Linked DNA regions of Homo sapiens: region 1 is linked to region 2. Evidence: chromatin loops called from intact Hi-C (ENCODE). Cell type or tissue: chondrocyte. All regions are shown on one strand. Links, peaks and the distances in the headings refer to the core of each region. The heading gives the core; the rest is flanking DNA.

Region 1 (5,386 bases), core at 79-5,078, 49 kb before region 2:
TGTCCTAATTTCATGTAACAAATGTGGATTTCCAGCAGTCTTGCTAATACATATTTCTTCAGGCAACTTGTTGGGGAAGGAGAAGGAGGGTTTCCTACGTTAGTTAGCTGTTTATTTTTATTTTTATTTATTTATTTATTTATTTATACACACAAAACACTGTTCTTTTTCACTGAACAGCTCGATGTACTGGGTAGGAGAAAAGGGCAGTTGAGGAAACAGGCTCGGAGGACTGGCTCAAAAAAATAAAGAAAAAGAAAAACTGAGTATAACGTAATGTAAAATCTTTTATATACATTTATTGAAATAATTCATTCAAATTTCTAAAATAAAAATAAATGAATTAGACTGTATATACCCTTTCAAAGTAATTTCTATACTTCTTCTAATGATTTTCCATTTATTCTTACTTTAGAGTTTTCTCACATATATATTAAGAAAAAAAGACTCAGAAATATATATTTTCTCGGTGTAAGGCTGAAATCTGTATTACAGGATTTCCATGTAGAGTAAGAGAGAGAAACCTCAATGGATATGTACAAAGGCAACATGATTTGGTCTTCAGAATTGCTTTATAACCCCAGCAAGGAAGTAACTGTGGCTTTAAGAATATTCAGTACACAAAGATAAGTGGTGCCTAACTCAGAAATGACTTACTGAACTCATCACAGTCATTAAAACAATAGAAACTCTAATGGATTCTGAGAAATCTTGAAAGCAGTAGCTATTATACTCGGCTTACTCATCATCCTTAACTACCATTTATTAGTTCTCACCCCCTTTGTATAGCAGGTATTATTAATCATCTGTCAGAGTTCTGGGAAGTTAAGATCAGGGAGGGTAATGCAAGGTCAGACACTGAGTCCATGGGCAAAGTGAGATGGGGTCTGAATCGAGGAGTCCTTCATTCAATGTTTGATTCTGAATTATGTGTCTACATCCTTTCCTCCTCCCTCTCACTCCTACCCACTGCCTGGCCATGAAGTTTTATTTTCCAACTGTTTTGCTTGGTGTAAATTGGAAGGACTCTAATGGAGAGATGAAACAGCCACATTTCAACAGTAGAGGAGGGGTGGTGATTTAGAAGGAAACAAAATCTTAATGGTGTCACTAGCCAAGGGCCTGACCACAGTGTTCAGCAGCTCATTCTGATGAGTACACCATGACTCCGGCAGACACCCCGCACTACATTTCATTGTTCTCCTGAGACTTGGGGACTTCTTTAGTTTGATCCAAATCTCTCATAGTCTGGGTATGTCAGCACTTACCAGAGCATCTGGATGAAAACGGAAAATTTCCCCTCAGATGTAGCTGGTATATACCTGGTTATACAATTCCAAAATCCAGATATTTGAAATCATACATGTGACTGACTAAATGTGTGCATTTTCCCTTCAATGTCAGGCATCATTGCAATAGCCTGGATATATTTAAGCTACCAAGGAACATCCTCACTGGCATCACTCTTGCCAAAATGCATTAAACACCCAAGTTTCCAGATAAGGATGACAGGCATTAAGAACCTACAGATGTGCCTACTCTACAGATGTATGTATTTTTTTTTTCATTTAAGTGTTTTGTATGGGATGGTGTATTAGTTTTCTACTACTGCCATGACAAATGGCCACAAATGTTAATGACTTCAAACAGTACAAATTTATTATCTTAACAGTTCTGAGACCTGTGCTCCCTTTTGGAGGCTCTAAGGGGATTGCATTGCCTTGTTTATTCCAGCTTCTAGAGACTGTATTCCTTAGCTCCAAGGCCTTGCCACCATCTTCAAAGACAGCAACAGTGGGTCAAATCATCACATCGCATCGGTCTGATCCACTCTTTTCCTCCCTTTTCCAATGTTTTCTTGTGATTAGGTTGGGCCCATCTAGATAATCCAGAATAATCTCCCAATCTCAAGATCAGTACCCTTAATCACACCTGCAAAGTCCCCTTTGCCATGGAGGTAACATATTTGCAGGTTCTAAGGACTCAGGCATGAACATCTCGGTGGGAGGGACATTAGTCTGCCTACCACAGATGAGTTTCTGTTTTGTTTTGTTTCTTTTCCATTTCAGCTGGAAGTAATTTGAGACTTCTGCTTCTCAGAATGCCAGGAGAGACAGATCTCCCGAGTTAAGACTTGCTAACAGCTTACTGGCAAGGCAGGGCACTCACAGTTTTTTTTAAAGACGCTTAATGCCAAATGGTGGACGTGGAATGGCTTTAAAAGAGAAACTGTATTTAAGATGGCCTCAACTACAGTAGATATTTTTTTTCTTGCTCACAAACAATACTTGGCAGGTGAATACGATAGAGGAGTGGGCCTCTTTCTTGCCATCATTCAGGAACCCAGCTTAATAGCAGCTCTGCCAACTTCCAAATCTCTCCCAGGAGCTGCCTCCCCTCCAGCCAGCCTGAAGGGAAAAGGAAGATGAAAGAGAGAGAGCATATGGGAGGTTTTCATGGGCCAGGCCTGGAAGTGGTACACATTTCTCTATTCATATTCCATTGACGAGACCTCAGTTTCCCTTAACTGCAAGGCAGACTGGGAAATGTATTTTGGCTGTATATCAGAAAGAAGAGGAAACACATGGTGGGAAACAGCTGAGAGTATACCAAGAAATCATCCTGATCTACTCTAGTCTTCTCCCAGAAGTTAGTATTCTGTCAGCTTCCAAAGGTCATCAATCTCAAACAATTATCATTGATGGCTCTGAAGCATGGCATTTTATCTCTGAAATAAAACTGGCATTGGGGGCAAAATGGTATTGTTTCAGAGGCATAGCTCTCCTCTCCCTTCCTTGCTCTCAAGCTGACACTAAGGGGAGCTCCTGCCTACTTGCACACATGCTATCTCCATTACTCCAGAGAAACCTTTTACACAGAGGAAAGGCTGGCTATTGGAAGACATCCTGAAGCATTCAGAGCTCACACTGAGAAGCTCCCCCAGTAACTGAGATGCTGCACCCACAAAAGTACCTTGGTTTCTTCTACAGATTACAGGAAAACAAATGGCCTCCCAGAGAAAAGGTCTGGATAGTGTTTTCCCCCCTTGTCAGGAGACTAGCAGACCGAAGAGGACATTCAGAGGCCCCACAAAGATACATTTACCTGCAGAACAGTGGAATATTGTCCCATCCCACACCTCTTGAGCTTGCACTAGATGAGAAAAAGGAAGTAGCCATGACCAGTTGGCCATTGGGATATGCAGCTTGTGGCCTGGCCCCTGGCCCAGAAATTCTCCTGGCTGCTGCATCACTGATACCTGGTTCTAGTCTGTTTTCACACTGATATGATGATGGCTGACATGAGATCAAGCTCAGAGAGCCCTGATTTAAAATACAGCCTAAGACATAATTATAACGTCAAAAAACAATAGATGTGGGCATGGATGTGGTTAAAAGGAAACACTTTTACCCTGCTGGTGGGAATGTAAATTAGTAAAACCACTATGGAAAACGTATAGAGATTCCTTAAAGAACTAAAAGTAGAAGTACCATTCAATCCAGCAATCCCACTACTGGGTTCCTACCCAGAGGAAAAGAAGTCATATGAAAAAGACACATGCACATGCATGTTTACAGCAGCACAATTCACAAGTGCAAAGATAGGGAACCAGCCTAAGTGGCCATCAACCAACGAATGGATAAAGAAAACACGGTGTATATATGCCATGGAATACCACTCAGCCATAAAAAGGAATGAAATAATGTCTTTTGTGGCAACTTGGATGGAGCTGGAGGCCATTATTCTAAGTGAAGTAACTCAAGAATGGAAAACAAATATTGTATGTTCTCACTTATAAGTGGGAGCTAAGCTATGAGGATTCAGAAGAATGATGTAATGGACTTTGGGGACTTGTTGTGGCCGGATGGGAGGGGGTGAGGTATAAAAGACAACATACTGGATACAGTGTACCCTGCTCAAGTGACGGGTGCACTAAAATCTCAGAAATCACCACTAAAGAACTTATCCATGTAACCAAAAACCACCTGTACCCCCAAAACTATTTAAATAAACATTTTTTAAAGGCCAGGCACTGTGGCTCATGCCTGGAATCCCAGCACTTTGGGAGGCTGAGGCAGGCGGATCACCTGAGGTCAGGAGTTCAAGACCAGCCTGGCCAACATAGTGAAACTCCATTTCTACTAAAAATACAAAAATTAGCCAGGCATAGTGGCGGGTGCTTGTAATCCCAGCTACTCAGGAGGCTGACGCTGGAGAATCACTTGAACCCAGGAGGTGGAGGTTGCAGTGAGCTGAGATCATACCACTGCACTCCAGCCTGGGCAACACAGTGAGACTGCGTCTCAAAAAAATAGATAAAAATAAAATAAAATAGGGCCTAAGAACTACATCTAAGGCCAATCAAATAGTTAAGGAGGGAAAGTTCTTCAGAGATCAATACCAGCTAATAAATGCAGAAGAATGTAGGAATTAGGAAACTACCATTTTGCTTCCACCTCATGAAGTACTGGAATTTGGCAGTTATCAATAAACATTAAACCATTGTGAAAGGTTGATAAGGAACTTTATAATGGAAAGATCAAGGTGAAAATGTCAAAACCTCCAATCAATCTATGATCATTACACATGGGACTGACAGGCTTTATGTACCTCCTGATGTGGTATGGTTGAAAGTCTACAGCACCACCAATAAAAGATATTCTTGCCTGAAATATTTAACCTGAATCTAATCAAGCCTCTAGATTCAACGACTAGCTTACAGGAAATATAGCAAACAGAAAAGTGTATTAACTACCACCACAATGATAAAATCACCCTAATCCAGAATAAATGATTCAGCCACTTTAATAGTGTATGTGATGGTTAATTTTGTGTGTCAACTTGACTGGGCTTAAGGGGTGCCCAGATAGCTGGCGAAACATTATTTTCGGATGTGTCTGTAAGGGTATTTTCATAAGAGAGTAGCATTTGAATCAACAGATTGAGTAAAGATCACCCTCACTGTATTAGTCCATTCTCACACAGCTATAAAGATACTACCTGAGACTGGGTAAGTTATGAAGAAAAGAGGTTTAATTGACTCACAGTATGCATGTCAGGAAACTTACAATCATGGCAGAAGGCAAAGGGGAAGCAAGGGGCAGATCTTCCATAGTGGCCAGAGAGAGAGAGAGAGAGAGCAGGAGTAAGTGCCATACTTTTAAACCATCAGATCTTGTGAGAACTCACTCATTATCACAAGAACAACATGGGGGAACCGTCCCCATGATCCAGTCATCTCCCACCAGGTCCCTCCCTAACACATGGGGATTACAATTCGAGATGAGATTTGGATGGAGACACAGAATCAAACCATATCACTTGCCAATGTAGGTGGGTACCATCCAGTCTGTAGAGGGCCCAAATAGAACAAAAAAGCAAGGAA
Region 2 (5,386 bases), core at 200-5,199:
TGGGCCTAAGTCTTACAACAAAATTTTATTCCTTTTAGTGAGGGTGCTTTCCTAAAAATGGACATATTCACTGGATCATGGCTTAACTAATCTTAATATCGCTGAACTTATGGTGAGTCATTCCCAACATTCACTAACAAGTATTTATTGAACATTTATTATTTGCACTGTAACACACATTTCAGATATATTGGTGAACAAAAAAGAGAAAGATGCCTGACCTGTGCCACTCACTTGGAGGATGAAGGGGCAAATACTCAGTAAGTAATGAACATAAATAAATTTTTTAGTGTTTTAGATAATTATTAGTGCTTTTTTAAAAAGTGCAACAAAGTAAGGGGAATCAAGGATGCCAGGGCTGATTGTAGGCTGATTAAAATTTTAAACCATGCTCAATAAACAAGTATACATTTATGACTTGATATCTTTATCTTTTCTGCTTTCTTTAGAATTGTTCTAAAGATGGATTTAGTTGGGCTTAGAACATGGCCCACACCCACCTAACAGTTCATCTGCCTAAAAAGCAGCAAATTTTCCAAAAATATCCAATCTGTACCTTAATCTTTAAAATAATCATATGCTACTTTTTCTTTTATTGAAACAAAGTTATTTACTTTCTATCAAAATATTACCATCAGAAAGTAAGTTACCTGGGGCAGAGAGGGGCTCTGCGGAGCAAACTAACAGATCAATAAGCATCACTCAACCTGAAGAAACTACAGTATGTGGCTACAGTGCACTGGCCATGAGCTAATGCACTTAGGCTCCTAAATCGGCTGACTGGGATTCCAATGAATTACACCTAAAGGAGGTACGCCTGTGGGGCAGACAAACACCAGATGTTCTGCTCTGAAATGCCTGTCTTATTTGTAAGTTTGTGTATTCATATGTTGGGAGCCCTAGGTTTTGTGATGCTGTTAAACAACCAACACCTGGAACCTGAAGACTAAGCCTGGCTGAGGTGAAAATCATAGGGTAGTTAGTTCCACTGTCATGTAGGGCATATGACAAAGCTAGAACAGAGATTTAAAAAATTTTCCAAATTAGAAGGTGATATAAACCTATGCAGAGGAGATGCAGGACTCTGCTGACATGTGGCCTTCTAAGCCCACCACTCCTTTGTGAGGGATAAGGCAATATTTGGGAACTGTATCTGATATGGTTTGGCTGTGTCCCCACCCAAATATCATCTTGAATTGTAGCTCCCATAATACCCACATGTCATGGGAGGGACCTGGTGGGAGGTAATGAAATCATAGGGAAGGGTTTTTCCCATGCTGTTCTCATGGTAGTGAATAAGTCTCAAGAGATCTGATGGTTTTATAAAGGGCCATTCCCCTTCACATGCTCTCTTGCCTGCCACCCTGTAAGATGTGCCTTTGCTCCTCCTTCACCTTCTGCCATGATTGTAAGGCCTCCCCAGCCATGTGGAACTGTGAATCCACTAAACCCTTTTTTTTTTTTAATGAATTACCCAGTCTCAAGTATTTCTTCATAGCAGTATGAAAATGGACTGATACAGTAAACTGGTACTGGGAATGAGGTGCTGCTATAAAGATACCCAAAAATGTGGAAGCGACTTTGGAACTGGGTAACAGGCAGAGGTTGGAACAGTTTGGAGGGCTAAGAAGAAGATAGGAAAATGTCTTCCTCAGAAGACAGGAAGATGTGAGAAAGTTTGGAACTTTCTAGAGATTTTTTGAATGGCTTTGACAAAAATGCTGATAGTGACATAGACAATAAAGTCCAGGCTGAGGTGGTCTCAGATGGAGATAAGGAACTTGTTGGGAACTGCAGCAAAGGTGACTCTTGCTATGCTTTAGCAAAGAGACTGGTGGCATTTGCCCCTGCCCTAAAGATCTATGGAACTTTGAACTTGAGAGAGATGATTTAGGATATCTGGAGGAAGAAATTTCTAAACAGCAAAGCATTCAAGAGGAAGCAGAGCATAAAAGTGTGAAAAATTTGCAGGCTGATGATACAACAGAAAAGAAAACCCCTATTCTTGGGAGAAATTCAAGTCAGCTGCAGAAACTTGCATAAGTAACAAGGAGCCAAATGTTAATTGCCAAGACAATGGGGAAAATGTCTCCAGGGCATGTCAGGCATCTTTGAGGTAGTCTCTCCCATCACAGGCCCAGAGGCCTAGCAGGAAAAAATGGTTTCATGGACCAGGTCCAGGGACTCCTGCTGTGTGAACCTAGGACTTGGTGCCCTGTGTCCCAGCCATGGCTAAAAAGGGCCAAGGTAGAGCTTGGGTCATGGCCTCAATGGGTGTAAGCCCCAAGCCTTGGCAGTTTCCACATGGTGTTGGTCCTGCAGGTGCACAGAAAACAAGAATTGAGGTTTGGGAACCTCCACTTAGATTTCAGAGAATGTATGGCAATGCCTGGATGTCCAGGCAGAGGTATGCTGCAGGGGCGGAGCGCTCATGGAGAACCTATGCTAGGACAGTGCAGAAGGAAAATGTGGGGTTGGAGCCCCTCACAGAGTTCCCACTGGGGCACTTCCTAGTAGAGCTGTGAGAAGAGGGCCACGCCCTCCAGACCCCAGAATGGTAGATCCACTGATAGCTTGAACCATGCACCTGGAAAAGCCATAGACACTCAACTCCAGCAGTGAAAGCAGCTGGGAGGGGGGCTATACCCTGCAAAGCCACAGAGGCAGAGCTGCCCAAAGTTGTGGGAGACCACCTCTTACATCCAGCAGGACCTGGATGTGAGACATGGAGTCAAAGGAGATTATTTCAGAGCTTTAAGATTTAATTACTGCCCTACTGGATTTCAAACTTGCATGGAGCCTGTAGCCCCTTTGTTTGGGCCAATTTCTCCCATTTGGGATGAGTGTATTTACTGAATGCCTGTACCCCATTGTATGTAGGAAGTAACTAACTTACTTTTGATTTTACAGGCTCATAAGCGGAAGGGACTTGCCTTGTCTCAGATGAGACTTTGGACTGTGGACTTTTGGGTTAACACTGAAATGAGCTAAGACCTTGGGGGACTGTTGGGAAGGCAGGATTGGTTTTGAAATGTGAAGACGTGAGATTTGGAGGGGCCAGGGGTGGAATGATATGGTTTGGCTGTGTCCGCACACAAGTCTCATCTTGAATTTTAGCTCCTATAATCCTCACATGTAATGGGAGGGACCCAGTGGGAGGTAATTGAATCATGGAGGTGGGTTTTTCCTGTGCTATTCTCTTGATAGTGTGAATAAGTCTCACAAGATCTGATGGTTTCATAAAGGGTAGTTCACCTACACACACTCTCTCGCCTGCCACCATGTAAGACGTGACTTTGCTCCTTGATATGGTTTGGCTGTGTCCCCACCCAAATGTCATCTTGAATTGTAACTCCCACAATTCCCACATGTCGTGGGAAGAACCCAGTGGGAGGTGGTTGAATTACGGGGGCGGGTCTTTCCTGCGCTGTTCTCATGATAGTGGATCAGTCTCACAAGATCTGATGGTTTTACAAAGGGGAGTTTCCCTGCACAAGCTCTCTTCTCTTGTCTGCCACCATGTGAGATGTGCCTTTCACCTTCGACTGTGATTGTGAGGCCTCCCCAGCCATGTAAAACTGTAAGTCCAATAAACCTCTTCCTTTTGTAAATTGCCCAGTTTCAGGTATATCTTTATCAGCAGCATGAAAACAGACTAATACACTCTTCCTTCACCTTCTGCCATGATTATGAGGCCCCCCCTGCCATGTGGAACTGTGAGTCCATTAAATCTCTTTTTCTTTATAAATTACCCAATCTGGAGTATTTCTTCATAGCACTATGAAAATGGACTAATACATTATCCATTTTACCATCAGATATATTTTTTTGTTCTAACTGTTTGGAGTATTTCTTTTACCCAAGATAAGTAAAAGCTACAACTCTTAGTATAAATATGTGTCCAAGTGCCTCATAACTGCTAACCACAGGGATCCTGAGCTCTCATAGCTTAAACACACAGTGTTTATTTTACTGGTCTACTTCTCCTGAAGACCTAAAAGGGCCTATAGCCTCAGTAGTTGACAAAACAACATATTAAAATTCCTCACTGATCACTAACATAACCTAAAATCCCTGCTTTTGACATTAGCATGGCAGACATCCTTAGCAGGCCTAAATAGAATGGCCTTATAAGTGGATCCAAAGGGCTTCTGAATCATGAGTTAGCCAGATGGTCAGCATCTCCAGTCCTTTATGCTAACATACTTTGGAAGGCTACCTGGAAACCGTCAGCAAAAGCCATGCTTTACCCTCCACTGGGGAATGAGGTCCCAGCGGGAATGAAGTCCCAGGAATGGGAATGGTCATAGCGCCCTTAGCAAGTAAAGACGCTTTAAAGGGCTCTCAAGCATACATGCCCCACCCTTGGCAAGTACAGATGCTTTCAAAGGTTCTCAAGTACACTGCAGGTAGTTACTTGCCGGCCCGACTACCTCCACCCTTAAGTAACTACAGTATGAAAAATGAGGCTGGCAGTTGAGAATAAAGCTCTGGAAAGCAGATTCAAATTCCAGAGCTATCCTGAAAGGAGCAAAGTAAAGATAAAGGATTTTTTGTTTGTGTTTTTGAAACAGAGTCTTGCTCTGTCTCCCAGGCTGGAATGCAGTGGCACGATCCTGGCTCACTACAGCGCCTTCTCCTGGGTTCAAGTGATTCCCTGGCCTCAGTCTCCCGAGTAGCTGGGACTACAGGCACACACCACCACCCTGGCTAATTTTTGTATTTTTAGTAGAGACGGGGTTTTGCCATGTTGGCCAGGCAGGTTTCGAACTTCTGACCTCAAGTGATCCGCCTGCCTCCGCCTTCCAAAGTGCTGGGATTACAGGCATGAGCCACCACGCCTGGCCCAAGATAAAGGATTTAGAGTCAAGTATTTAAAACCCTGATTGAGGTCAGTACTAGGATTTGTTTAAGCAGTGATTGGGAAGTTTTTACCAACAGGTACTATGTTTTGCTTCCTTAGTTTTTGTCTTTATGTGTCATCTGTTCAAAATACAGCATGTATTAATCTTCATTTTCTTAACAGTGTTTAATGAGGAATAATACATATTAATGTAGGTTTCAGTTAATAGTGATTGACTGAACCTCCTGTTTAGATCAAGAGGCTCTCAACAGGGCATCAGCTGGTGACAGACTGCCCTCACTGTAGGTAAACAAACACCATCCAGGGCTGAACTTCCTGACGTGATTGGAGAGATTTTTGTGATCTGTGCTTTGTAACTTCCTTTGCTATTGGTCTAGTAGTAATTCTTTATGGTAAACAACCAGAATCTACTTTTTTCTATAATTATGTTCATAATTTTTTTAAGCAAAAGAAGCAAGATTTGTATTTGTGGAATGTCTCTCAAGTTTACAGTTTTTATTTTTTCCACAATACAAGAAAGAG

The links. Peaks named below come from ENCODE experiments on the same cell type or tissue, not always from the same donor. Only the 100,000 strongest peaks of a DNase experiment are listed, where the experiment ranks them.
Region 1: it touches region 2 in a loop (4-fold over the local background); 11 of 110 quality-filtered maps call a loop at or near these places.

Annotation. Positions count from the first base shown.
Region 1 is chr12:93,800,337-93,805,722 of GRCh38, reverse strand. The region is part of intron 2 of CRADD (CARD and death domain containing adaptor protein); the gene reads right to left. Among named protein-coding and RNA genes, the nearest start is that of CRADD-AS1, 65 kb to the right of the region's middle. In chondrocyte, for the core only: a CTCF peak has its summit at 2,806; no DNase peak of the experiment used is centred there.
Region 2 is chr12:93,751,044-93,756,429 of GRCh38, reverse strand. All of the region lies in intron 2 of CRADD (CARD and death domain containing adaptor protein), which reads right to left. Among named protein-coding and RNA genes, the nearest start is that of CRADD-AS1, 16 kb to the right of the region's middle. In chondrocyte, for the core only: no CTCF peak of the experiment used is centred there; a DNase peak (open chromatin) is centred at 2,474.